Linked DNA regions of Homo sapiens: region 1 is linked to region 2. A link is an interaction called in ENCODE POLR2A ChIA-PET data of the cell type or tissue named here. Cell type or tissue: MCF 10A. All regions are shown on one strand. Each heading gives the region's core, and the rest is flanking DNA. Links, peaks and the distances in the headings are about the cores only.

Region 1 (12,826 bases), core at 1,742-9,741, 50 kb before region 2:
ACAGAGTCTGAACCCTGCCTCCCCAGTGCCTGGCAAGGTTGAGCACAAGCTCGTTTCCTGTTGCTTCTGGCTGTATTTTTCACTGAATAATGCTTTACAAAATTGTTAGAGAGTAATAGGACACTCTCTTTTCTATTTTTGTCATAGCTTTGAAATACTGTAATATTTCAAGAAATACAGGCATGCCTTCCTTCTATCAAAAATAATGCTCTTATTTTTTTCTGGTGAAGAAACTGGGTCTTTGAGACATCAAGTGACTGACCCAAGGTCACACAATGAATCAAGGACAGAACTGAGGCTGCGATCTTGGTCATCAGCCCCTAGCCCCGCAGCGTTTTTCCACCTGCTCCCTACCTCAGCTCAGGGCCCTCTATTAAAAAGAAACACACCAAAAGAATACACATGGGTGTATGTGTATGTGTGTATATACATACCTAGGTGTACATACACAAGTATATAATATGAATATACACGAATGATTATAAATCTACCTTAAGCATTTAAAGAAAGGGGTGGGGGCTCTGAGAGCTTCACAAGGAGAAGAGATTCTACCCAAAAGGGGGCCGGGCAGGGCGTCGCAGCAGCCGCAGCACAACAGACAGCTGGTGTTTGGGTGGTAGTAAATCACGCTGAAATGAGCCTCTTCCGTGGGCTCAATGAGGCCCCCACAACAAAGGGAGGCCCAGCTTGCAGCCGGACAGCCTGCCCGCCAGCCCCAGACGCGCATAACAGCTTCATTCAGGAGCCCCACGTCCACACAAAGGCCCCGAAATCAATCCGACATCCCGCCACCCTGGACAATGCCCTGAATCTTCTCAGAATCGAAGCCTCGAATGAGGGGACAGCATTCAGGGGAGATCAAACCGCCGGCCTGCCACTGAAAGCAAGCACGAAGAAAGCGTTTTTTTTTTTGTTTTTTTTTTTTTAAGAGGAGGGTTGGACGATGCAGGCGACTCTCCCTGCGCTCCGGCGCGCGTGGTGGCTGTGCTTCGGCTCCCACAGCCAGGGCCACACTCATGCAAAGACTGCGTTTGGCCCGGCTTCCAGCAGTCGTCGCGCCAGGCGCTGCTGCGAGAGACTGGGTGCGCGACATTCGCCAGCCAGGGCCACCGTGCCGCTTGGCCTTGGGGCTTTGTGCAGCAGTGCCCCGTGTGAACTGCCACCGCCGGCATTTCCCACTGGCTCTTGGGCGCGTACAGTAGGGCGCACACACATGCAAATGCCCTGCAGGAGGCAGCGGCTTAGGGTGTTGACAGTGGCAGCCCTCACGCCAGGCCAGGGAGCCCCTGTTCCCAGGCAGGGCCCCTCAGGGTACTCATCTGCCCCATTCTGCTGCCTAATCCGGTTATCAGCTGCAGAACAACGGGTTGCCTGGTGGAGCTGGGGAGGCCCCTGCAGGGAAGGGGGGAGCAGGCGTGCAGCTCCAGCAGATGAGCCTGGATTGTATTCTCCTTTCCTAGGGTAATTGTTAAGGCTTCTGGTCTCTTCCAGTCCCCAGAGACCCAGGAGCCTGAGACTCAACGCTGCACTGGGTCACAGCTTTTCCTGGATGTCAGAAATCCACCTGCTCTCTGAGAGTGGGGGTTCGCCAGCAATGGCAGAGTGGAAATGTTCAGGGGTGTAGCAGGCAGTATTTCGCTGATCTGTGGGAATGGCACACCAATGAGACCAAGGCATGTGCCATTATATGTGGCCAGAATCTCTCCAGAAACTCCAGCTAATGTAGCCTTAAATTTGACATTCTTGGCAGTCACCATGAAGGTTAAATACATTTTGGTTGAAAACAAAAGGCTTCTGCTAGAGGGCCATTCAGTGACATCTTTACACTCACTTCTCCGAGATCCTGCCTGCACTTTTCCAAGTATGCAAAGGGAGCAGACAATGGCAGCAGGGTGAGGTGTGGCTATGTTGGGCAGCTGTCCATGGGTAGAGCAGAATAAAATCGAAACAAAAGGTGCATCAAACCAAGTCAGACAACTAGTAGAAAAAAAGAGGTAGGTTAAATGGGGGCTAGTCTTCCCTTGACCCCTAATTTTAGCCACAGAGCTATTTTCTTTTTCCTCTCTCTCCTGGAATTGATCCACCAACACACAGCCATATCCCACGTTGTATAAGAAACTCTGCCCATGCCCACTGCCCCTGGCAGACCCTTCTCCCAGAACCAGATCCTTGGGCAATATGGAGCTGGTACAAGTGAGGTCTGTTGTAGGTTGGGGGTTGGGGGGGTGCTGTACCTTTGAAATTCAAAAAGGGCACTTTCTACTTTCGATTCAGTTCATTCTCAACTGCTTCTACTGGCCAACAATAGTAAATTGAATCCAATTTCCCCCTTGGAAGGGTCGGTTGTTGTTGTTGTTTTTCTTTTCTTTTTTTTCTTACCCTTCCCCTTTCCATTTTCTGCTTTTGTAGCTCACCTCCTCCAATCTACTTCCCTACAGGAGCCGAAATTAAACAAGCTCCCCATATGCCATGCCTCACTTGTTGTCTGTTCCCCTCACCACCATCTGGCCTATTTGCTCAGCCAAAAAGAGAAAGAGAGAGAGAGAGAAAGAGCAAAAATAGGGAGGGGGAAGGGAAGGCAGGGAAGCAGGGCTAGGAGAGAGAAGAGGAGAGAGAGAGAAAGGGAGGAAGGTGGAGAATAAGAGAAGGAGGGAGGAAGAGAGAGGCAGGCAGGAAGGGAAGGAGGAAGGGAGTGAGACAGAAAGGGGTAACGGGACAGGGGGGGAGAGAGAGAGAGAGAGAGAGAGAAGGAGGGAGAGCCAGACACAATGAGGAGGCAGGGGTGATGATGCAGCCTCTCCCATCTGTTCCTTGGCCAGAGTCCCGGATGGAGCAGTAATGGAGAGCAACAGAACCAGTGATAATTAACCCAAACACAGACCTGTTTATTTAACCTGTTCAGATAGATCAACTCTGAGGCAGAGCTCTAGCAGAGGGCCCTGGGACATACTTAGGGAGACACCCTGGAGGTTGCTAAGGACACAGAGGCAGGCTGGCCCTCCCCACAGACATCCTGGGGCTAATGCGTACTTGGTGAGCAGGAAAAAAAGAGAAGAAAGAAGACTTTCTGAAATAAGTCAGTAACAACCTCCCAAATCTTCTGGTAGGGATTCTTTTGTCATCTTGCCTTTTCTCCTGCCATTATCTTCTTTCATGGCAATAGCTGCTTCTGGATGGTCAAATCATGAAAAGCAATGCCAGCCAATGAGCTATACTTTTGTGCTCCGCATCCTCCTGCCCCAGCATCCTCTCTGCCACCCCATCTTGGCATAAGGACCAGGGCCAGGAGACAAAAAAGGTGCTAACTAGAGGACATGAAACCAGAGCAAAATCTCCCAGAAGACCTCAGACTGAGATGGTCAGTAGCCAAGGAGCAAAGCTAATGGCACTGATAAGGGCTGAGTGTGAAAGTCAGGAGACCGGGGTGCGGGGCTGAGATCACCCACTTTTGCTGCATTGCTTTGTCTGCATAACTCTCCTCTCTTGGCTTCAGTTTACCTATTTAATGGAGACAGCAAGGTTGATCCCCCAAGATGTTTCAGTCTTCAAAAATTAAAATGTAAATGGTCATTGTCATCTGCCTATAGTTCTCCAAGTTAGAAAGAAGACAAGACTTGAGCAAGACCACCAGGGATTATGGTCTGTTTGAAATGGGTAATGTGCACTGCCCAGACAGGGGAGTCTACAGACACATCTGTGCGTGCTGCACCCACCTCCACCTCCGTCCTTAGAGGCCAGAAATACAGGGCAAGAACATTTCCAGGGCTGAGTAGCAGCAGACAGAATAGGAGTTGTGAGTCTGGGAACTGGAACCCAAGAAAGCTCTCTCGGCTGAGCACTGAGGGTTAGTGAGGGAGTGCACTGGCTGGGTTGAAAATAGGAAGCGTCAGGGGTGGGTGAGGAGTTGGCAGGCACCGGATTCCAAGTGGCTTCACGCTCCTCAGTGGAAGAAATGCAGAGATAATTTGAACATGGCTATTTTCAAGCTCCACAGCTGAGCTCCCTTGCTCTCCCACCCCACACCTCCCACCCAGCCCTGCAATTTGGCAAACCCTTTCTGCTGGCTGCTCTTATACCCAATATGTTGGGTTGCCTTAGCAACTAAGGCAATTATCTCCTTGGAGCAGTTAAAACAATGACCGTCATAAATAATAACAGTAAGAAAGATGATGGTAAAAAATAGATCTTCAGCATCTAGGGTCATGGGTTTGCATGGAACCGAAAAGGAAAAGGGGTCCCGATGGCACAGGCAATGAAAGGTGATCTCTTAGGACTCTAGTTGTATTTTATTTTTCTAGAGGAAGAGATAGGAAATAGTTAGCCTTTCCTCACAGCCCCATCCCCACCCCCAGGCAATCTTAGGACAGTTCCTATTTGCTGTTGATCATCCCTCTTATCCTCCCATCAGCCAGACTTGGCAAGGAGCACAGTGAACACTGCTTGTTTAATGCCTATCTCCTCTCTGGACCATGACCTCCTTACAGGCAGGCACTGGGTCTTTGATCTTGGTGCCCTTAGCACCTAGCTCAAGGCTTGGGACAGAATAGGTACTCAAAAATATTCACTGAATGAATGAAAATATATTATACTGAATGAATGCCCAATTTTTGCCTTAAAGTTTTTTGTTTGTTCATTTGCTTCCTCTAGCCCTCTGGGCCAGTTAATTATAAAGTCACTTTTAGTTTCTATATTTGATGATCTTATAATCTACTAGTCCACAATGCAAGATATAGCAGGCCTCCATATTTCCGAGAGAACTGAGAAATCAAGATGTACATTCAAATTTATCCAAGTGCAGGTTCCTTTTTCCCTAAAGAGCCATCCATAAAATTTTGTGAATGTAGATCATCACTTCAGACAAAACACTAAATTAAAACCAATTAAAAATGAGAATTAAACTAATAATGGATCAAACAACTTGTACTCACCCTACCTCAAACATACACACCCTCCATTCTACACTCTACAAACTCATCCCACAAATGCTTTTCCACAAATAAACTCCAATTAATGCACAGTATTTGTGATTCAAAGCAAAAGGCAGCATATCCTTTTCCCAGTGTCCACGAGAAATGTATGGAAAAGCACAGGATCAGAGAGTTGAACTGCATCATTTCACCTTAACCTAGAAAGGCTTTCTACCCCTATTTCTCTCTTTTAAAGTATTGGGAACTCAATAGCCACTAGACACTTTCAAAGTGCATTTACATCACATGTCATCTTCGTAATAATTCTTGAGGCAAGTTGGGCAGGAATCATTATTCCTATTCCGAACATGAAGAAAGGAAATAACTGATCACAAGTGTTAAGGAGTGCCAGCCCTCAGCTGTCCTGATAACCACTTTCTTGCTGTCTCCTCCCCTGGTGTGCACACTGTAATGGCCACAATGTGTAATAGGTAATATCGTCATTAGCGTAAAGGTAAAATGGGCAACCTTCCCAAGCTGTCAGCAGAGTAGTAGGCAAATACCTATGCTCACTTTGCAATGCCCAAAGGAGGTGACGTAACTCTACCATTGAATCCTTGGAGCCCTATGACTCACAATGCCCGCTCTAGAATAATAACCCAAACCTTAGCACCTGCAGATTCAAGGCCAGCCAAATCTATCAGTGCTTCACCTTGGCAGGTCCTGGTTCCTTACCAGGATTTGGGAGGTGAGGTGAGGGGAACCGTGACAACTCTTAGTAAACAAGACGATCTCATCCTCTGGCATTCCAAAGACACTCTAGGCAGACTTTCTATTCTTCCAACCAAAATCTATTCTTCAGGTTTTCTATTCTTCTGATCTTCATAGAAGGTCACATGGGAACCCCTCCACTTCCCACGTATGATCCTGCAACTCCTTGAGAGTCAAGTCTTCACACAGTAACCATAATCACTCCTACTCGGACATCAGACATCTGCCAAGACACAGTTAGCACTTGCTGGATGATAACCCAGTATACTGGTTTTTAAATTTAATGAACACATTGCCAAACTCTTCTGTATCTGTCATTCATTTGATACAAGTTGAATAACCAAAATTATCCTTTCAGGGTATTTTAAATGTGAAAGACCTGAATCCAAATTCAGATATCACTGATAATTAAAATCAGATTTCCCAGAACCTCAGATGAATGAAAATATTTAGTCAGACTCTTTTACAAATATACAAGTATCTTTTTATTAAAACATATCTTGAAAGCATTATGACTCCAACAGTTCTACAAATTATAGCAAATTGCTTTTTGTTTAAAAAGCAATTATTTCATTCCCCAGTATAAAGAATTGTGCTTGGAGGAGCAGTCACAGATCAAGGAGATAAAGGCAAGGTAAAGTTGTTTGTTAATGTTTTATTAATCCAAGTTATTAGCACTACTAAAATAAGATGTAATAGGCAGAATAATGGCCCCACAAAGATGTCCTGTGTCCTAATCCCTGGAACCTGTGAATATATTAGATGGCAAAGGGCAATTAAAGCGGAACAGAATTAAGGCTGCTAATCAGCTGACCCTGAAATAGACTGTCTTAGATCAAGCAGGTAGGTCCAAATGTTTTCACAAGAGTCCTTAAAAGTGGAAGAGCAAACAGAATAGGTAGAACCAGAGAGATGGCAGGTTGAAAATGATTCGACTTGAGTTACTAGGTTTAAGATGGAAGAACAGAGCTAAGAAATGACAGCAGCTTCTAGAAGCTGAAAAAGAAAAGGAAACATTCTCTCCTAGAGTCTTCTAAATGAATACAGCTCTGTCAACACCTTGATTTGAGCCCAGTGAGGCCCATTTCTGACTTTAACCCCCAGAAATATAAAATAATAAAATTTTTGTTGCTTTAAGCCACTAAGTTTGTGGGCAACTGTTACACATAAAAGGAGACTCTGTGTGTGTATGTGTGTGTGTTCGTGTATACCGTCTTCCTTTTTTCTTTTTTTTTTTTTTTTTTGAGATGGAGTCTCGCTCTGTCACCCAGGCTGGAGTGCAGTGGCATGATCTTGGCTCACTGCAACCTCCGCCTCCTGGGTTCAAGTGATTCTCCTGGCTCAGCCTCCTGAGGAGCTGGCATTCCAGGCATGTGCCACCACACCCAGCTAGTTTTTGTATTTTTAGTAGAGATGGAGTTTCACCATGTTGGGCAGGCTGGTCTTGAACTCCTAACCTCAGGTGATCTGCCTGCCTCGGCCTCCCAAAGTGCTGGGATTACAGGTGTGAGCCACAGCGCTCAATCTTTCCTTCTTTCAAGCTGCAAATAAATTTATGGAAAATGTGAACACTCATCTTCTAATGCTTCCAGAAAAATGAAATTGAGTAAAATGGAAGTGATGGCATAATTCTTCTTTCAGGGCTATGGAGCTCTTGAAGAATTTTACTGTTAATAAAGATCACCAGCAGCATGGACACCAGAAGAGAATTGCAAAGAGTAAGTGGAAAGAGATGTCAACATAGGCACATATGACTACAGGGTAGATGTCGTTCTTCAAACAATGGCAATTGGAGCATTAAGTGCCACTGGAGACCTCAGCATCTGAGTCTCTCACAGAGGGACACAGCCAGCACAGGGCACCCAGTCTTTGGCTTTAATAGCAGTTTATATGGGCAAGTCACAAAGAACACCACATGCTAGGTTCTCAGAGGAGGAAGACCCAGAGAATGAGCATGTGACCATGTGGATCTGCACATGCCCTAGGATATGCAGATGTCCAATCAATTGACAAGCCCAAAAAAGATAATTCATAAATGGTAGACAATGGGGGTGATGTTGTTGCTATCAAAATAGTGACATGGCAGGTCATTAATTCACTTATAGGTTGTACAGAGTAAACAACGTAATGCTGTGTCTGTCTCCCTGCTGACGTCAGTTTGGCCCATGCTGATGGGATTCCAAATCAGCTGAAAGTTACTCAATCGGGTTGGAAAGGCCCAACACAACTACACTTCTAAGGCTAAGAATCCCTGTTCTGGAACTTCCAGCCAGCTATTGGAAACTCACTGCCTACAAAGGCAACTCATTCCAGCTTTGGAAATTTCTAGCTTTAAACTCTGAGATTATGTAGCCTAATGCCTTCATCCTACAGACAGAAGTCAGGCCTAGTGAAGTGACCCTTCTAAGGTTACACACTCAGGGCAAACCAGAGTTGGAAGTAGAATCTGTGTCTTCTAAATTCAAATCTAGTGGATTTTACACTCTACATCATGTGCCTTCTCATAAGGTAATCTGGTCACCAGCTTGTACAATATTAAGTAAGCACAGTGTACTCCCAAGGCAAATCAGTAGTTGGGTGTGTGTGTATATATGTCTGTAGCCAGCCTATGAGTCTATACACCAGGGAGAAACCAGTCCTCTCCCCAGGGCAGGTAACCAAATACTGGGCATCTGTATCCAAGTGGGCTATACTCACCTCAGACACCAGTCCACTCCACTTCTAGAGACTAACACGTTGCTCTTTCAGTCAGCCAAGAAGTTTGTGCCTGACAGTGAAAGCTGTTACTGCTGGATCATAGATGTGAGTCTTCACAGGAGGCCTGTCCCAGACAAACTCAACACAGGCCTCTAGCAAGCCAGGCCTGCTGAGGAGTTCCAACTGAGCCACTTGCCAGACTTGCAACTGAATTTGCCTCTCTTTCTCATCCTGAGCTTTTAGACCTCAATATCATTCATTCATCATTTATTCTTTTACAAAGATGTACCAAGTGTCTACGGTCTACCAGGCCCTGTGTTCAACACTGGAGATATACTGAGGAAAAAAGACTGAAAGAAGGAGGGCAATGAAGTGTGTAAGAGAGAGAGAGTGAGCACAGAGGACACAGTGGCTAAGTTTGCCTGGGGCACAATGGAGATAAGAGTAGGCTTTATGAAACACTTCCAGATAAAACTCCCTTTCCAGCAATACCTCTTTTCCAAAGAACTGCAAAGTCATGCAAACTGTATGAGCAAGTCAGTCAACAAATAATGCATTAAGTATTCTAAGTGCACTGTGGGTTATGAGAGAACTGTACGTAGAAACTTCTGTTTTGATCCTTTTTCAGTAATTAAAGTGATAAAATATATACACAACATCATATTGTATATAATTGAAATATATGCTGATTTCAAAGGAGCATGAAAAATGGAAAGAGTGAAGTAGGATAGAATCTACATTACCAACCATGTGGCACAAAAAAGAGAAATATCACAGTGGGTTGATGTTATCAAGGTAAGTTTTCTAGACAAGATGACAGTATCTTCCCAACTTAGGGTAATGACATCCTTATGTCTATAAAACTGATCTCTCCAATAACAGTGTCAATTTTAAAGACTTGTCTTGTGTTCTTTTGCATACCCTACAGAGCTTAAGTAAACAGACGTGATCTCACTCTGTTGCCCAGTATAGAGTGCAGTAGTATGCAATCATGACTTGCTGCAGCCTCGACCTCCCAGGCTCAAATGATCCTTCTTCCTCAGCATCCTGAGTAGCTGGGATGACAGACGTGCACCACCATGCCTGACTAACTTTTTTTATAGAGAAGGGATCTCTCTATGTTGCCCAGGCTGGTCTCAACCTCCTGGGTTCAAGCGATTCTCCTGCCTTGGCCTCCCAAAGTGCTGGGATTACAGGCATGAGCCACTATGCCCAGCCTGACCTTCTTAATGATATGGCATTTCCCTTTGTGGCTATTCCAAAAGACCAGTAGAGTGACCTGCATTTGGAGGTAAAAATGTTCTTCATGATTCTAAGGCAGCAGCAGCTGATAGTGACTAAAACAAGCCCCACAAAATGTTATCTTTCCCTCCCACCACAGCAGCTGAAGATAGCAGTATATGTTCCTCAGGCTGAAACTGCCCAGATGTTTTATGAAAAAGGACTCACCAGAAGCCAACCTGGAGCATCTTTCTGATGAGTTTCCTTGAACACGAGAGCAGCAGGTAAGAAATATCTTATACCATTCTGTCCCTGGCAGAACTTGTGTTAAGTCATGGACTACTAGTAGGCGTAGGTGAGACAGGAAGGGGAATGCATCCTTACAGTTTTGATCTAGAATCTTTTCTAAAAGTGTTCCTGATCCTTTTCATTTTTATCCCAGGAAGACTGGGCCACTCCAGCATCTGACCCTCCCTGTGCCCTGGAGCACCTATCATAGGTACCCCCGCCTAAGCCATTGTCTGTCTCTCTTCTTAATGTTTAGTCTTGCAGATGTTTGGGTGTTTGTTACTATCATGTCTGTTCAGTTGAACTTTTATTTGCTAAAATGTATTGTGCAATGGCAAGCAGAATTAGTCTCATTAAATAATAGAATCAAAGAACCTAGAGATAGAAAGGAAATTTAATAGATCATCTGGTTCAGATCTCTAACTACAAGCAATTGATGCAACCTTAGTTGTAAGGAAGAAACAGCTGAGCCCAGGAAATTATGTGACTTACCCAAGGCTAAACTGCCAGCAACTGAAAAAAGAAGAACTAAAATTCAGGTCTCCTGCCTCCTAATGCAGAGCCAAGCTGGGTCTGTATCCTCAATTGATTTCAGCACACATGACCACAGATGAATCTTCAAGCACATTTTCAACAGGATTTAGCAACATGGACTAAATCCTCTGCATCTATACCAACACTCTTTCTTGGGATTAATGAATATTGAGAAACATCATTGAGGTGTGGCTTTCCAACTTTACAATATTATATTAGTGAATATCTCTAAGTAGAATTCTATGTAGACTTATAAATAACTCTCTTCTTACTGGATAGCAAAACTCCTTAGGAGTAGAAATGGAACATAACACACTTCGATATTGTCTAAAACTTAATCATATAGAGTCAATTTGTATTTATTGAGTACTTCCTATGTGATATGCTGTGGGAAATGCCAATAAATTAAACCCTTTATCCCCAAGATAATTTCTAACCTAAATAAGAGAAAGCAACATAAAATGTAATAAAATAAGTGAATTTTAAATAGTCCAAAAGAAGAAACGTAACAATGGAGGGACACATTTTGCCAGGAAATGACTGTTACTGCGGAGAGGTGCTCTAGAAGTTTAGAGGTAAGGAAGGCATGAGCTGAGGACACCAGGAAGGAAGGGGATTCTTCAAGGAGAGGTAAGTATTGACTAGATAGGGAGAGAGAGGAGACATTTAAGGTCAGAGCAATGTAAACAGAAGTATGGAAGTGGGAATTGGAAGTGTGGTCAGGGAATTCACGGAAGTCAGAAACTGGTAAGAGATAAGTCTTTAAATAACATTTCAGGTGAAATGGGAAGATCCTAGAATGTCAAACTAAATTTTTTCACTTTCTTTTTATGTCTTGCAAGAACAATGGTATTAACAAGGGCCTAAGTTGATTCATACACACTCCCAGAATATACAGGAGAGCTGGAATAGCAGACAGCTAGGACACACATGCAGTCTTCAGGAAGGCCCAGGGAAGAAACGAATACTAGCAGAGAGTACGAATTTAATTAATAGCTCATGAATGACAAATCCAGATACACTGAAGGGCAAAGAAATCCTCTCAAGCAATAAGCAATGCATCTTACTCACCCTTATAGCACATTTACCATTTACAAATTCTTATACTGCCTATCTGAGATTTTATTCTGTTATTTCCTTTTAGAAATGATCTCAACTAGTGTACTAGAAAGCCCCTGGACCAGGCCTCAACAGGGTCTGATTTTCAGGGCTTGTCCTCATTTGCTTCAGTGTGTGACTTTTGCCCCCATCATTACTCACTCCCCCAGCTCTGTGAAGGCCCTGAATTGTGATGGGAGAAGGGAACTTTTGGACCGGGCAGATCCTGTGATGAATGCCCTCAGGGTCTCAGCCACACATCTGTGGATTTGCAAATCATTCATAGGCTGATCAATTTCCTCATCTACACATGAAGATGGCAGCCTGGTCAGAAGGAACAGAAGGGGAGACCTGCTACTCCCTAATGGACAGGAATAGGGCCTCTCCCAGCCACTCCCCAAAAAAGCTGATTAATCTTTAAAATTTCTCAGGGACACCGTGCAATTCAAAGGCCACAGTCCCCTTGATGGAACACTGAAAGAGGGTTTTTGTTTTCCACAAAAAGGGAAATTGAGGTTTTTGTGGTGAAAGAGAAGGATGTAAAATCAGCCACGTAGTGGTTTATTCACAGCCTGACCCCTCCCCAAACCCACAGGGATACTGGAGCTGCGACTCATCTCTTCTCATGAGTCATGTGGACTTGCATGGGCCTGGTGGAGTTAGGAAAGAAAACACCAGACTCCACAGTGTGCACAAGCATTTGGGGACAGAGATGTGATCCAAAGATGGAGAGATACAGTTCCTTGACTTTAATGTGGAGAGACAGGCCGGAAGACAGGACTGTCCAGATCTAATAGAACCGACAGGTCGTCTCTCAAAGGGCCAGAGAGTGGCTATCACATTTGGGGCTTGTTATTTGAGCCGTCAGAGCCGACTTTTCCACTGACATCCCCAACTTCCAAATTAATTATTTACTTACCAGAGATTCAGCTTGGCCATGTCAGACAGAAATAACAGGGGGTGTTGTGTAGCTCAGATGAGCTGGCATTCAAACAGTAAAAGAGGACATCACTCAGACCACATGCCCCTCTCTGGTTCAGAGGGAGCCACTTGTGAGATTTAGAGGTCTCTAAGATCCCTACACCTTCCCTCATCTAGGTCTGGAGCTAGAAAGAGATTGCTGTGCTGATCCCAGGACTTCTTGTGGGAGTTGTTTTTCTGATTATTTTTTTTTTCCTGGCCCAAACCAGAATCCTGAGGGAGAATTTATTCTCTGACTCTGGTTTTTGAGAGTTTGAAATCCTAAGTGAAAGGTGCGAGCTGCCGGTAGGGCCAGGGCAGGAGGGGCTCAGCCATCACTGTAAGCTCTG
Region 2 (12,826 bases), core at 3,342-11,341:
GGCAAACAAAAGGGCAAGGAAAAGAAACAGATGTATTTAGAAAGAATACTGAGATAGGAGTCCAAAACTTTGTCTTTATTCCTAGCTCTGCTGTTCACAGGCAGTCAGATGCTAGACAAGCCACTATGAGTCTTTTACCCACACTTTGTGGATCTCTTATGACCCACACTTGCCTTAGCAATGAATGGGTTGGGACGAAAGTCTGTTTCATACTTAACACTTTGTAATTTTGCCCTGCAGAGCCATAGACCTATGGGTACACTCCAAAATGAACAGCATGAACCTAAAGAATTATTTCTCTGAATGGCCAGGGGAATCCTGCTTGGCTAGATGTGACTTATACCCAAATAAGTTCCAGAGTACATCCTCCCTCCCCTCCAAAACTGCTAGATAGAATATTTTTCCTAGTCTAAAATACATTCTCCAACTGGGAATTCTTACTTATTCTGAAGCCTGGTGGAAATGCAAGTTCTCGAGCTCTACTTACTGAATCAGGGCTCCAGAGCTGGGACCCAACACGCCAGCTTTTACCAAGCCCTCTCAGTGGTTCTGATGGCCTAGAGTCAGAACCAGTGCCTTAGACTGTGCCTGGTCTATATGATTACCCCTGTCAAGTTGCTAGATCATAGGTATTATTATTGAGTACATGAGGGTATTTCTCCCTTACAGCAGTATTGTGAGTCTCTTGGGAACAGGCAGGACTTGTGTCGTATTCATCCACAAAATCCTAACACCTAGCACCATGGCCAACACATAATCAACACTCAAGAAATGCTGGATGGCTGAATTAACAAGTGAACAAAGCAACTCAAGCTGGGCTTCCCAGCATCATTTATTCACCTCCCTCTTCTGCTTTGCCCAGGTGCCATGCACATACAGGCCATTGTCATCCTGACTGTTGCTTTCCAAAAGGACAAGGTGGTAGAGATAGGGCCCTTAGTATATTCAACAGGAGTCAAAAGAAATGAATTCCTGGCCTAGTTCTGCCACTTAGGAGCCTTCATAAGCCTCTTTCAGCCTCAGTGTCTCATCAATGAACAGAAAAAAAAAAAAAAGGTGGTTTCCCAGCCTACTTCACTAGCTTATTATTTTTACTTTTTAAAAAAATTTTACTGTATTTCTTGGTAGTAGAACTCCATGCTCCTTATTACAAAATAAACACATGAACAACACGTGCACCTCTCAGGTCTTAAAGGCAAACAATCCCAAACACAGGAAGAGTACTCGGCTTCATTCCTGAACTTTTGCAAACTTCCCCAAGCTCTTCATCCTCAGTCCTCCCTCGGCTCTGGACTCTGCAAATTCCCATACCACAAGGCATTTCTTTCATCTTCACACGTAAAACACACTGGGCTGACCAGATAATTCTCAGGCTAGAACTTTTTGCCTCAAAATTTTGTAGCATGTCTTTCAGCATTTAAACTAATGAAGGGAAAACAGAGGCTGGCCTGATTTGGTTTCCTCTTTAGGCAACTTGCTTTATGTGTTTATAATTGAAGACTTTCTTTTTCATTATGTTAGAATTTTATTAATGACAAAATGAGTGTAGTGTGGAGCTCTCTCCCTTTAATTTTCCTGGAACATAATGAGCCTTTTGGATCTGTAGATGCAGGTTCTTTCTAGTTCAGGAATGTTCCCTTCAATTATTCCTTTGGTAATTTCTTCCATTAAATGGTTCTGGCTTCTTTCGAAGTTTTTCCTGTAATTCTGAGTTTAGAGCTCTCATCTCTGTTCTCCATTTCTATCATTTTCTCTCTCACTGCTTTTCTTTCCTTCTTTTGCCTTGTGGGAGAGCATACCCCAATCTGTTCTCCATAATACCAATTTGATTCTATTTTCCATGCCCCCTTTGCCTTTATTGACTTCACTGTGGATTTTTTTTTAATTCTGCAATTGCACATTTTGTATCCCTGCAATCTTTCTTTACTTTATGCATCCACTTTTCAGCTGATTCTGATGTCTTTTCATCAGCATGCTCCGTCCTTGTTTCTTAATGCTCCTTTTCCATGGGTCATACTTCTTGTCAAAGATGCCAGGTAGCTTTCTGAAACTCTAATGTTGCTGTTGGATTAACTAATTTTCCTGATATTGTTCCTTTTACCTTGTTTTAAGTGTTTCTTCCACCTCAGGAGGGCTTGTGTTGGGTTCTGTTTCTTTGCTCACACTCTGATGAGGAGAGAGCCTGGCCTACAGAGGAAGTACTGGACTACCTTCTACCCATTGTGAAGCCAGTCACATCCTCCTCTTCGAGCTACTCCTCTTACCAGAGACCATATCAAGTTCTAGTGAACAGTAACCAGGGATGCAATGAAGCTAGTGCCTATGGGTTCATAAGAGCCCACTGTGTGTATCTCTCCCCAACTCCACATTCAGTGGCATTAAGTTGGTAGCTTAAAATGCAGCCATGGAGTGCGGTGGCGCATGTCTGTAATCCCAGCACTTTGGGAGGCTGAAGTGGGCAGATCACCTGAGGTCAGGAGTTCGAGACCAGCCTGGCCAACATGGCTAAACCCCATCTCTACTAAAAACACAAAAATTAGTCGGGCGTGGTGGCATGCACCTGTAATCCCAGCTACTCAGGAGGCTGAGGCAGAAGAATCACTTGAACCCAGGAGGCTCAGGTTGCAGAGAGCCGAGATCGCACCACTGCACTCCAGCCTGGGCAAGGGAGCTCAGCCATGGTGGGAGTGTTTACACCATAAGAACGAGCAAACTTTACAAGTCAGTGCTTTTAAAAAATCTGGAAAACAGGGTGTTAAGCATATACTAGAACACCACTGAGAGTAAACATCCATCTACTATTGTTTTGCTGAACTGAGAAAAGTCTTTTCTGTTGGATTCACAAAAACAGCTGAACAGCTAAACTTCACAATATGCTCTATGACAAAGACTCCATGCTCACCTCAGAACTTTACTTGAAGCAACATCTCTGCCCAGAAGTCAATGCCCTTCTTCCACTCCTCCCAGAACTCCCCTTCCCACTCTTGCCCATTTGTCTTCTGAGAGCTATAGTCTTTGAGAATATGCATAATGATGTCAGGGAGGGAAGTCTTTAGCTGGTTTTGTTCAAGCTGCCCATACAGTAGACTTGATGACTGCCTGCTTTTCTGGTTGACAGAAACTGATTAAGAAAGCAAATGGTGTAAAAAGATGGAGTGTGATCCTACTTAATTACAGATGAGGAAGAAATTGTATTTTCAACCTAGACTCATTGGCCTATAGTTATAAGAATCTCTTGTCAGGTTCTGGCAAGAGACTGACTGTCTGACTTTGGCTTTGGGAGTGGTTGATTATTCATCCTTCTTTATGTCTTCTAAGGTATTTTGGTGGGGAGTCACAAGTGACTTCATGGGACTTTGCATGCACCTGGAATCTTCCTCTTGCTCCCCTGGAGTTAGACTTCTTCATTACTCAGGCTGAGGTTAAATGCCTCTTCCCTGAGCATCGCAAACCAGATCATAACTCCCCTTTTTGTGCCTTTGTAGGCCAGAACTTGTCTTTCCTAACATTAATTATATAATTAAATATTTGTGCCATTCTTGGTTTCAAACTCTGCCTTCTCCACTAGATGATAAGCCCTTGAAGGGTAAGACCTGTGCCTATTTGGCTCACCATGGTCACCCCCAGGGCTTGGCACAGTTTCTGATACAGAGAGACACTCCAAATTACTCATTCGGTGAATGTTGAATGAGAGGCCAGACAGACACCACTTGACTCAGCTGCCTATAACTAAGTAATCTTTCCGGAATTCCTTCCAGCTGCAGAAACACCCAGAGTAAATGCTCCACAACACTGGTAAATCTAGCAGGTGACCCAACTCTTACCTAGCTCTCAATCGGCAAGAGCAAGGGCAGCTCTACACCATGGTTCTCTGACCCTGAAGATACATCACCTGTCTATAGCAAAGGACAAAGCTCCTACTCAGTGGTGTTTTTATACTCTGCACTTGTGTGGTAAGTTCCTGATCACATTTTACCTCTTCCAAGCAGCATTTCCAGACTACTTCACCTACCACATGCTCTAGCAGCATCTCGTAAGCTGCAGATCTCCCAAGTCCCACTGATGGGCATTACTGTATATGATTCCCTGATAGGTCCTCTGTTTAGCTGGCCCTTTCTCCTTTCTCTACTTGGTTAACTCTTGTTATCCTGCAAGAATTGGGTCAGATTTCACCTCCTTCATGGAGACTGGCTGGACCCTCCTTTTCTACCTCTTCCTGCATACACATGTGCACAGACACACACACGCACGGTCTTGCTCTCACTTCCCTGGTCATTCTGCTCTCACAAAGCATTTGGCAAGCTCTGTTTCAACATTTTAATTACCTGCCTCTCTCTCCCACTAGACCACAAGCTCCATGAGGACAAGGGCTATATTTTAAATGAGTCTCTGCACAGCTGGAAGCATAGAGAACACTGGGAGTAACTGTCCAACAGTAAGTGTTCAAGCCATGTTTCTCCTTAAAAAGAAGAATGGAAGCAGTTCTGACTTGATGACATAGGTTTAGATTTCTTAGCCTCCCTTTTCCACTTAGTAATTGTGTTCTTAGGAAACATTTTTAATCTTTTCAAGTCTCATTTGGAAATGGGGTAATAATCCTACCTCAAGGATTGTTTCAAGAAGTAAAGATTAAATGAGATAATAATTATGAAAGAACATACTGGGATCACCTTAGTAAGTGTGCAAACTTTTTTGTTACATTTGATTTACTCCCATAGTTGATCACCAAGCTAGCATTTGACTAAGTGCCACCCTCTCTTCTAAGACTCCAAGTCAAGCCCTGAGGGACAGGAGTTGAAGACCAACCTCCTCCATCTTGCTACACAGTGAGAAGCACAGACAACTTGTTTCCTTTGCATCTGCTAACCTGACCATTTAGCTGTTGTTTGATTATTGCTCTTCTCTTGTTTCCAGTTTGTCTCATGGAGGAAATAATACTGGGTACAGTCAGGAATTCCACATTCTAATCCCTCCTCCACCATTTAGAGCTGGTGGCCTTGGGCAAGTTCCTTTTTCTCCCTGAGTCTTCCCATCATTATATGTAGAATTGGGACCAGAGAACATGAGTTCAACCCTGTGGCCCCTTCCAGCTCTGACATTCCCAGGTACTGAGCCTTGTCTCCTCAACCAGAAGCCCTTCAAAGCCAGGGCTGGTACCTTCCACCTTTTTATCAGATTCTGCTGACTCTGCAGCTCAGCCTGGCTGGGCTGGCTGAGCCTAAGACAAAACTAAGCATATGCCGTTAGTCTCTGTACTCAGGGATCTCTATGATAAGGAAAGGAGATGAAACTTCTGAGACCTGAGGTCTGACATACTATCCATTAACCAACAGTTCCAGCTGTAGCTGTAAAAAACAGTGTCTCCTCTGGGAACCAATAACACAACACAACAGCATGACCCTTGTGTCTTTGCTCCCTGGTGAAAAATCTCTACAATCCTGCCTGGGCCAATCAAGTTTGCAGGTTGAGCTGTGGCTTTGATGCGTTACTTGTGCCTGTGTTCCTCTGTGCAGTCAAGGAAAAGTGTTCTCTTGTAGTGAAAGGGTTGGGGGGCGGGGGGTGGTTAAACATTACCACTAACTTGTGCTGAGCTCTTTACAGTCATTATCAATTTAATTCACACAACAGCACTGTGATGCAGAAGATCTTGTCCTCATTTTACAGACCTGGAAATTAAGGTCCAGAAAGGTTAATGATTTACTCAAGAGCACACACTTTCTGTGCCAGATTCACAATCAAATCGAGGTATATATGATTACAAAGCCTCTTAGTTTGACATCATGAGGTATCTAAAACACAAAGTGATGCCAACTTTTGACCAAAAGTTGTTAGTTGCTTCTACATACATGAGTTCTAAAACCAGTGTGCCATCTGAATTGCCACGTCACTTAAACTCTCTTGGGCATCAGTTTTCTCATCTGCCTTTTCTAATTCTCCTCACAGAATCTTGCAGGAAAAAAAGGTAAATAATATGTGTAGCACAATACCAAAATAGGTTAAATACAGTAGATTTGAAAGAAGTAATTGTGACCATAATATTTCCTGTCCAAGCAGGGAGGAGGAATTCACATCGTAAAGAAAATAATCTGAATTGTTAACATACATCAGGTATTCTCTAAGTTTATTTACGTTTTTCATCTGATTTAAGTTTATTATACTATTTAACCCTGATTTACTAACTGATTTTAACCCAGAGACACATCCATTTTACAGATAAGAAAATTAAAGTTGAGGGATTTGTTGAAATCACAGGGGCAGTTGTGTCTGACTCCAAATGTTATTTGAACCATAGAGCCACCAGTCTTCAAATATTCTGTATTAGTGGTCCCTGAAAACTCTGGTCCTCCACCACACCATTTATAAATTGAGGAAGGAATTGGTAGACATACTTGGAGGCAATGAGGATAAACTGAACCATCTAACAGATAATAATAAAGTCTTTCAAAGTTCTCTTTCACCTCACTACCTGTTCAGTTTTAATTCAAATTCCTTGACTTCTCAACCGTCTGATTAAGCCATTGCTTTGTTCATTGTCATTTGAACATAAAGTGTAATCTGGCACGTATATGTTTGTGCTTCTGCTGCAAAGGAGATGCTAAGCATACCAGAGAACTAAACAAATATCAGCTCCACTTCCCTTTCTCTGTGATATATCTCCTCTAGCTACCTTGTACTGTCATTAAACATTGTCTTGTTACTGAATCTTGTTTATTTCCTTCTCCAATTATACATTAAACACTTGGAAATAAGTACCAGTATCACAAGAGTTTTATGTTCCCCAGAGCGGCCCATCCCCATTCCAAATGCTTATATACAATTTCATTTCTTGTTCTAAAGATACCTCTTTTGAACCCCATGCTGAAGAGCTGGTAGCGGACAGGACCTAGCAGCAGGAGGCAGAGTCAGCTGTCAGCGTTCTTTCATGTGTGCTATGTGTGGAAGTCTCTGACAGGCACACCCACCTGCTCCCCAAGACTGCTCTCCCTGCACTTGGAAAGCTGTGGGCATGCCTCCCCATTTCAGCTTAGGGGAGATGAATCCTTGGCCTGTTTCCTACAGGACACCATCCCATCTGTCTTGCTGCCTTACACTCCACAGAGCCCTATGCTGAACTGTTCTCCTTTCTCCCTCTACATTCCCAAATGGATGATCTTCCCTGCTGCTCCATACCTACCCAAGACTATTCCATTGTCAAGGACTCAGCTCAAGTTCCACCTACTCCTCAAAGCTTTCTCTGATCTGACTAACCCTTGGAGACACTAAACCCCTCGGGCTCCCACTACAATTCAGCACTTAGACCTAAATGGCTGGCTGCTGCTACTCCTCCCCTGGTTTTCATGGGCTCTTAGAGCATCTTTCACTCCATCTCTTGGGATCCCCATGGCACCCATCAGAGTCTGGTCACAATCAATAATAATGTCAATGAACAAACCAATTTTTGCTAATTCAGAGAGTTGGAAGGTTGATTAGTTTGAATTATAACAGGCACATTGAGTCTGACATAGAGGGCCCTGGGTTTTATCCTTCTCACTGTGGACAGAAGACCTCGGACCACAAAGGTGTCTGCTATGGGGGTGTCTGCCCCTCAATGTCAGCCTTCTGACCTTCATCTTCAGGGCCATGCTGCTTCTGCCAGATGCAGTACATGTTCGAAATAAGCATTTGTTTCCTTGAGGCAATTCTCAATTCGCATTTGAACTCTGTCCCACTGCTGCCCCTATGCCAAAGCTGTTCTACCCGCCAAGAATGTCCCTTTGTTCTACATCTTCCATCAAATCCTAAACACATACTCTTTGAAATCTTCCCTGACTATACCCTAGGCCTGATCACACAAATAGCAAAATTCCATTTGGGATCATGTTCCAACTTTGGCTGCAGAAGAATGCTTTCCATTTCAGCAAAGCACGTATCTGTAGATACACTGCCCACTCTCCCAGGGCAAAAGCCACATCTCAGAGCAGGCCTTTCCCAAGCAAGTGTACCAGGCACAATGGCTCACACAATCTGCAATGCTGATATTTTAATAAATATTTGTGGATCAAAACACCAGTCGTAATAGAGCTCTAAAGTATAACGAGTAGAAAGGTTCACAGAGATTTCACATCAAATCATCCCTTTTAGTCACTACTATTAATCAATACTTTTTTAAAAACCAAGGTCTTGGCCAGGCGCGGTGGCTCATGCCTGTAATCCCAGCACTTTGGGAGGCCGAGGCAGGCGGATCATGAGGTCAGGAGTTCGAGACGCAGCCAGGCCAACATGGTGAAACCCCGTCTCTACAACAAATATAAAAAATTAGCTGGGCATGGTGGCGGGTGACTATAATCCCAACTACTTGGGAGGCTGAGGCAGGAGAATTGCTTGAACCCAGGAGGTGGAGGTTGCAGTGAGCAGAGATCGTGACAGTACAAGACTTCATCTCAAAAAAAAAAAAAAAATCAAAGGTCTCATTGCTCAAATAACAATAGGTCACAGAAAGAGACACCAACAACTGTACAGGACTTGCCACGCAGATTTCATTAGTCTGCTACAAGCACATTGGTGCTCCCACTGCTTCTGATGGGCTACTAAGTTGGTTCCATCAAATTCAGCTTCCCCATCTCAACCTTTCTCCAAGCCACAAATTCAAACTCCAAGAAGCTCCTTTCCACTGACAGAACTGAAAATCATTGGCAGATAAAAGGAATAATGAAGAAATTGCTGTTTACTAAATTTGGCTAACAATATTGCATGCTCCTTTTTCATCCCAAATCCTTTACTAGATCCTGGGTTAAAAGCAATTGCAGCATTTCAGTGGCTTAAAGAGGCTTCCTCTTCCTAAATATCCAACCAGTATGCTCCCAGGTGCTTCATCAATCCCACAGAACTTTTACAGCACCTTAGGCCAAAGCCCAATTTCCTTGATCCTACTCCAACCCAAATCAAAGGCTCTGGTTTTGCAGACTGTGGGTCACCGTATCTGATCTCAGAATGCACACAAACCAACCCATTAGCTATTATTGAACACAGGCTGCAATGTGGCTGGGCAGACCAGGTGCTATGGGGATGGAGAGGACACCTCAGGAACCCAGGCATGGCCCTAGACTTCATGATCTTTAGAATCTACATGGAGAAATGACATCCAGCCCACTAGATCCATGACATGAGTGAAGTATCCATAGCAGGGTTTCCAGATGCCACCTGACAGGAAGCAGCAGCAAAGCTCAACTACAGAATACATTCTGGACTTCCTAGAAACTGTCTTTGTCTGTTCCATCTCCCTTGATTCAAGTCAGTTATTTTACCAAAGAGAACCAATTCAAAACAGATGTGGGTAATTTAATCCCTTTCTTCCTTCCACATTACTCTTAGTGGTATGTCCTCACATTCAGCTCACCATTGCCTCCTCTCCCCTTCCCTGTCCTCCAAGACTGACTCCACTGTTCTAATAAGTGCTCCCCCCAATTCTATTTACCCCAGGGCACCACCTTCCCTTTCTGTAACTCTTTCAACCCATCAAACATTTAGCAAAGGGCATTAATCCTCAGTGGGATTGGTTTGGACAGTTGTTGGCGGCGCCATTAAAGGGGTTTGAGGAGCTCTGACCTTTAAGAAATCCTTAACATTCCTAGGACACCTCTAGCTATAGAATCACAGAATTTTAGAAGGGACACTCTATACCACTCCAAACTTTTTTACTGTACAACAGTAGAAAGGCAATGTAGCTTGTCCCACATCATATGCTAATAGATGTGAGCCCAGGCTGCTTTCTGCCTCAGCCTTCTTGACCTCTTAGGCCAACTAGTTGCACCCGGCCTCCTCAGCCTTCTCTGTTTTCCACTGTGGCCAGGCTCACTCCATCACTGAAGAGCGGAAAAGCACTTGGACTTCAGCAACAAAGATGACTGTATGGTTAAGTGCCAAAATGAGCAAGATGGACAAAAAATACAATTGGAATTTTCAGAGAAAGTCAAGGGCTATGTGTGTTAGAGTCACAATGAGACTCCAGTAGGCACTATTATTATTAACAAATATTTGATGATTGAATGAGTGAATCGGTGACTGAAAGGATGCACATGTGGTAAAATATGCTTAACTCTTAAACTTTAAGGGAGAAACTTTTGGGTGATTACCCCCGAAAGGTAGCCAAAAATATAAAAAGCAATTATTATTGGCTTAAAGTAGTTATTATTCACACTGTCTAAGGGGCCCTCACTGTGTTGCTTCATAATGCAGAGTGTTAATACACCTTAAACAACATTGACTTTCAATATTCTATCTCTTCATAAATGCTGTGATTCATTCAGGAAACAAAAAATCATTCATAAATAAGGTTCAGGGCTGTGTGGGAAAACTTCTCCCCTTTTTCAAGGGCTCAGAGCTTGGAGGGGGTAAGTGATAACAAACAGCAAGGCAGCATAAGTGGGGTGCCTTGCTCTGGGAACTGGGGATGAGGAGCTGAGAGCTGGGAAGAAGGAACTAGTTAGCTCCCACAGAGGAGGCTGGGTGCAACTAGCTGGCCACCTGGAGGTGACAACACAGAGACAGCTGAGGTGTGGAGGCAGGAAGATGTTCAGAATGTCCAGAGTCAGTGAAGAAACCAGTCTGACAACACAGCCTGGGGCATATTGCATAAAATTGGGGTTCACTCGAGAACACTGCAAGGTGCCTGCTGCAGGCTGCCAGGCAGGGCAAACCAGCTCTCATGAGAAAGGGTAAAAGGAGGGACACAGAAGAGTCAGGGAACAAATGAGCTGTGAAGAACTTTCCTGATTCTGGAGAACTTACTGGATTTGCTGGGACAGCGGCAACGCTGCTATTAGTTCTTTTCTTTAGAGGGGCTAGAAATTCTGTCCTGAATGCCATTGCTTAAGTATTGTGGTTTCTTGATGGAGAACCTCCCCCTCATTCTCTCCACTTCGCCTCCCCTCCCTGTGTGTTTGCACATCTTTTTCCTTTTTTCTTGCTGATCCTTAACTCAAAGAGCATTTCCTGAGCACTGGGACATCTTTGAGTCCAACTGGATACCACCTGAGACTTTGAGCCTCAAAAAGCACATGGCATAGTAGGCATCTAATAATTCAATATATACAGTTATATGGACATCGGTTGAATTATTAGAACACGAGGAGCCCTTGTGGGCATTTCTGATCATTCCAAGGGGTTATTAATTGCTGGGCTATGGCAACAATAATCCCAGGCACCAGTTTCCAGGAGGCAGCATGGAAATCCTCCCAGAGTTCAATTACAGAAATTAGCTGGTATTATTTAATCCTCATAACCCCCGTGAAGTAGGCAGGGTAAGCATCTTTATCTTTATTTTACTGATTAGGTTCCGGAGGCTCAGAGAGGTTAACTGACTTGCCAGGGGTCATTTAACTGGGAAGTACAGGGACACGATCCAAAGAGGATCTTGTCACTTCAGATGTGAGGCTCTTCACACTTTGCCACAGCCGTCTGGCCCCAGGTTGGCCACCAACTTGTGTCATTTCAGGCAACCCAGTGTATCAGTTGCCTCATCCTCTAAACGGAGATAAAATGCTTATCTGGCCTTCCTCCTTAGGAGAATCAAGGGGGCGGAAGCCATATAAAGATATTTTTGAAAAGAACAAAATGCCATGCATATGAAAGGGGGTATTTTTGGTGGGAAAAGATAAGTTGGACCAAGGAAACATTTTTCCAAGCTAACAAAGTTCTAAAACTCTTATCTGCTCACCATTCATCCCCTATTCCTCCTCAGCACTTGGAGTGGCACAGCCTCTGCCTACCTGAGGGTCAGCTCAGCTGGCTTTGCCTACACTTGTTCTACCTGGGTCTGCTGATCATTAACCATCATGGGCTCCTGGGAGGGGGTGGCAGCTACCTCCCAGAGGATCCTATGGACTTCAGGGCTGCTCACATTCTTTACCTGGTATCATTTGCTATGAACAGGGTAGGAAGTCAACTGCTGGTTTCTAAGCTAACGGCCATTAAAAAATAATGGTTCCTCGGTCGGGCGCGGTGGCCCACACCTGTAATCCCACCACTTTGGGAGGCTGAGACAGGTGGATCACCTGATGTCCGGAGTTCAAGAGCAGCCTGGCCAACATGGTGAAACCCCGTCTCTACTAAAAATACAAAAATTAGCCAGGCATGGTGGTGGGTGCCTGTAATCCCAGCTATTTGGGAGGCTGAGGCAGGAGAATCACTTGAACCCAGGAGGCAGAGGTTGCAGTGAGCCAAGATCACGCCACTGCACTCCAGCCTGGGCAACAAGAGCGAGACTCTGTCACAAAAAATTAATTAATTAATTATTTAATGGTTCTTCAACCTTAGATGGTACCCTCTAATGGGCAAAAAAAAAAAAAAAACCTTCTAAAAACAGCTGTTCTGGACTGAACCTACGAAACTTCTAAATCAGAACAGTAAGGACCAGAAGCTTCAACTCAGTGATCTACAATTACAGTCCTCCAAAACCTTCTCCAGCCCCAGTGTGATGTATCTCAGGGGGGCATCAAAATCTAATAGAAAGTTCGGTAAAAAGGGAAAACGAAAACTCAGAGCTAAGCAAAAATGTAGATTGGCATCATCTTTCTGCATTCACGAATTATAGTCTGTGGACATCCTGGTGTTTTCTTTCCTGCACTTTTCAGGTATATGGCAGGCCAAAGTATGTGCAACTTCATGAAGAGTTTGTAAAACACCTGGGTTGCCTTTAAAAACCACTCTAAAAGAAGCCCAAACTTATGGCCCAAAACATTTTGGGAAACTCACTAGGTTTCAACATATGCCACAGGATAGGAATGGAATTGGATTGTTTTGCTCCCTTCACAGGAACCCCAGGACCAGACAAAATGATGTGCAGCAA

What was found. Peaks named below come from ENCODE experiments on the same cell type or tissue, not always from the same donor. Only the 100,000 strongest peaks of a DNase experiment are listed, where the experiment ranks them.
Region 1: POLR2A ChIA-PET joins it to region 2 with 5 read pairs; 8 of 35 experiments call an interaction of 5 or more read pairs at or near these places.

Annotation. Positions count from the first base shown.
Region 1 is chr18:44,732,870-44,745,695 of GRCh38, reverse strand. All of the region lies in intron 2 of SETBP1 (SET binding protein 1), which reads right to left. Among named protein-coding and RNA genes, the nearest start is that of SETBP1, 58 kb to the right of the region's middle. RefSeq lists enhancers at 1,003-1,504, 1-3,338, 11,284-12,483. In MCF 10A, for the core only: no CTCF peak of the experiment used is centred there; a DNase peak (open chromatin) is centred at 5,495.
Region 2 is chr18:44,684,089-44,696,914 of GRCh38, reverse strand. The region is part of intron 1 of SETBP1 (SET binding protein 1); the gene reads right to left. Among named protein-coding and RNA genes, the nearest start is that of SETBP1, 9.6 kb to the right of the region's middle. In MCF 10A, for the core only: no CTCF peak of the experiment used is centred there; a DNase peak (open chromatin) is centred at 3,664.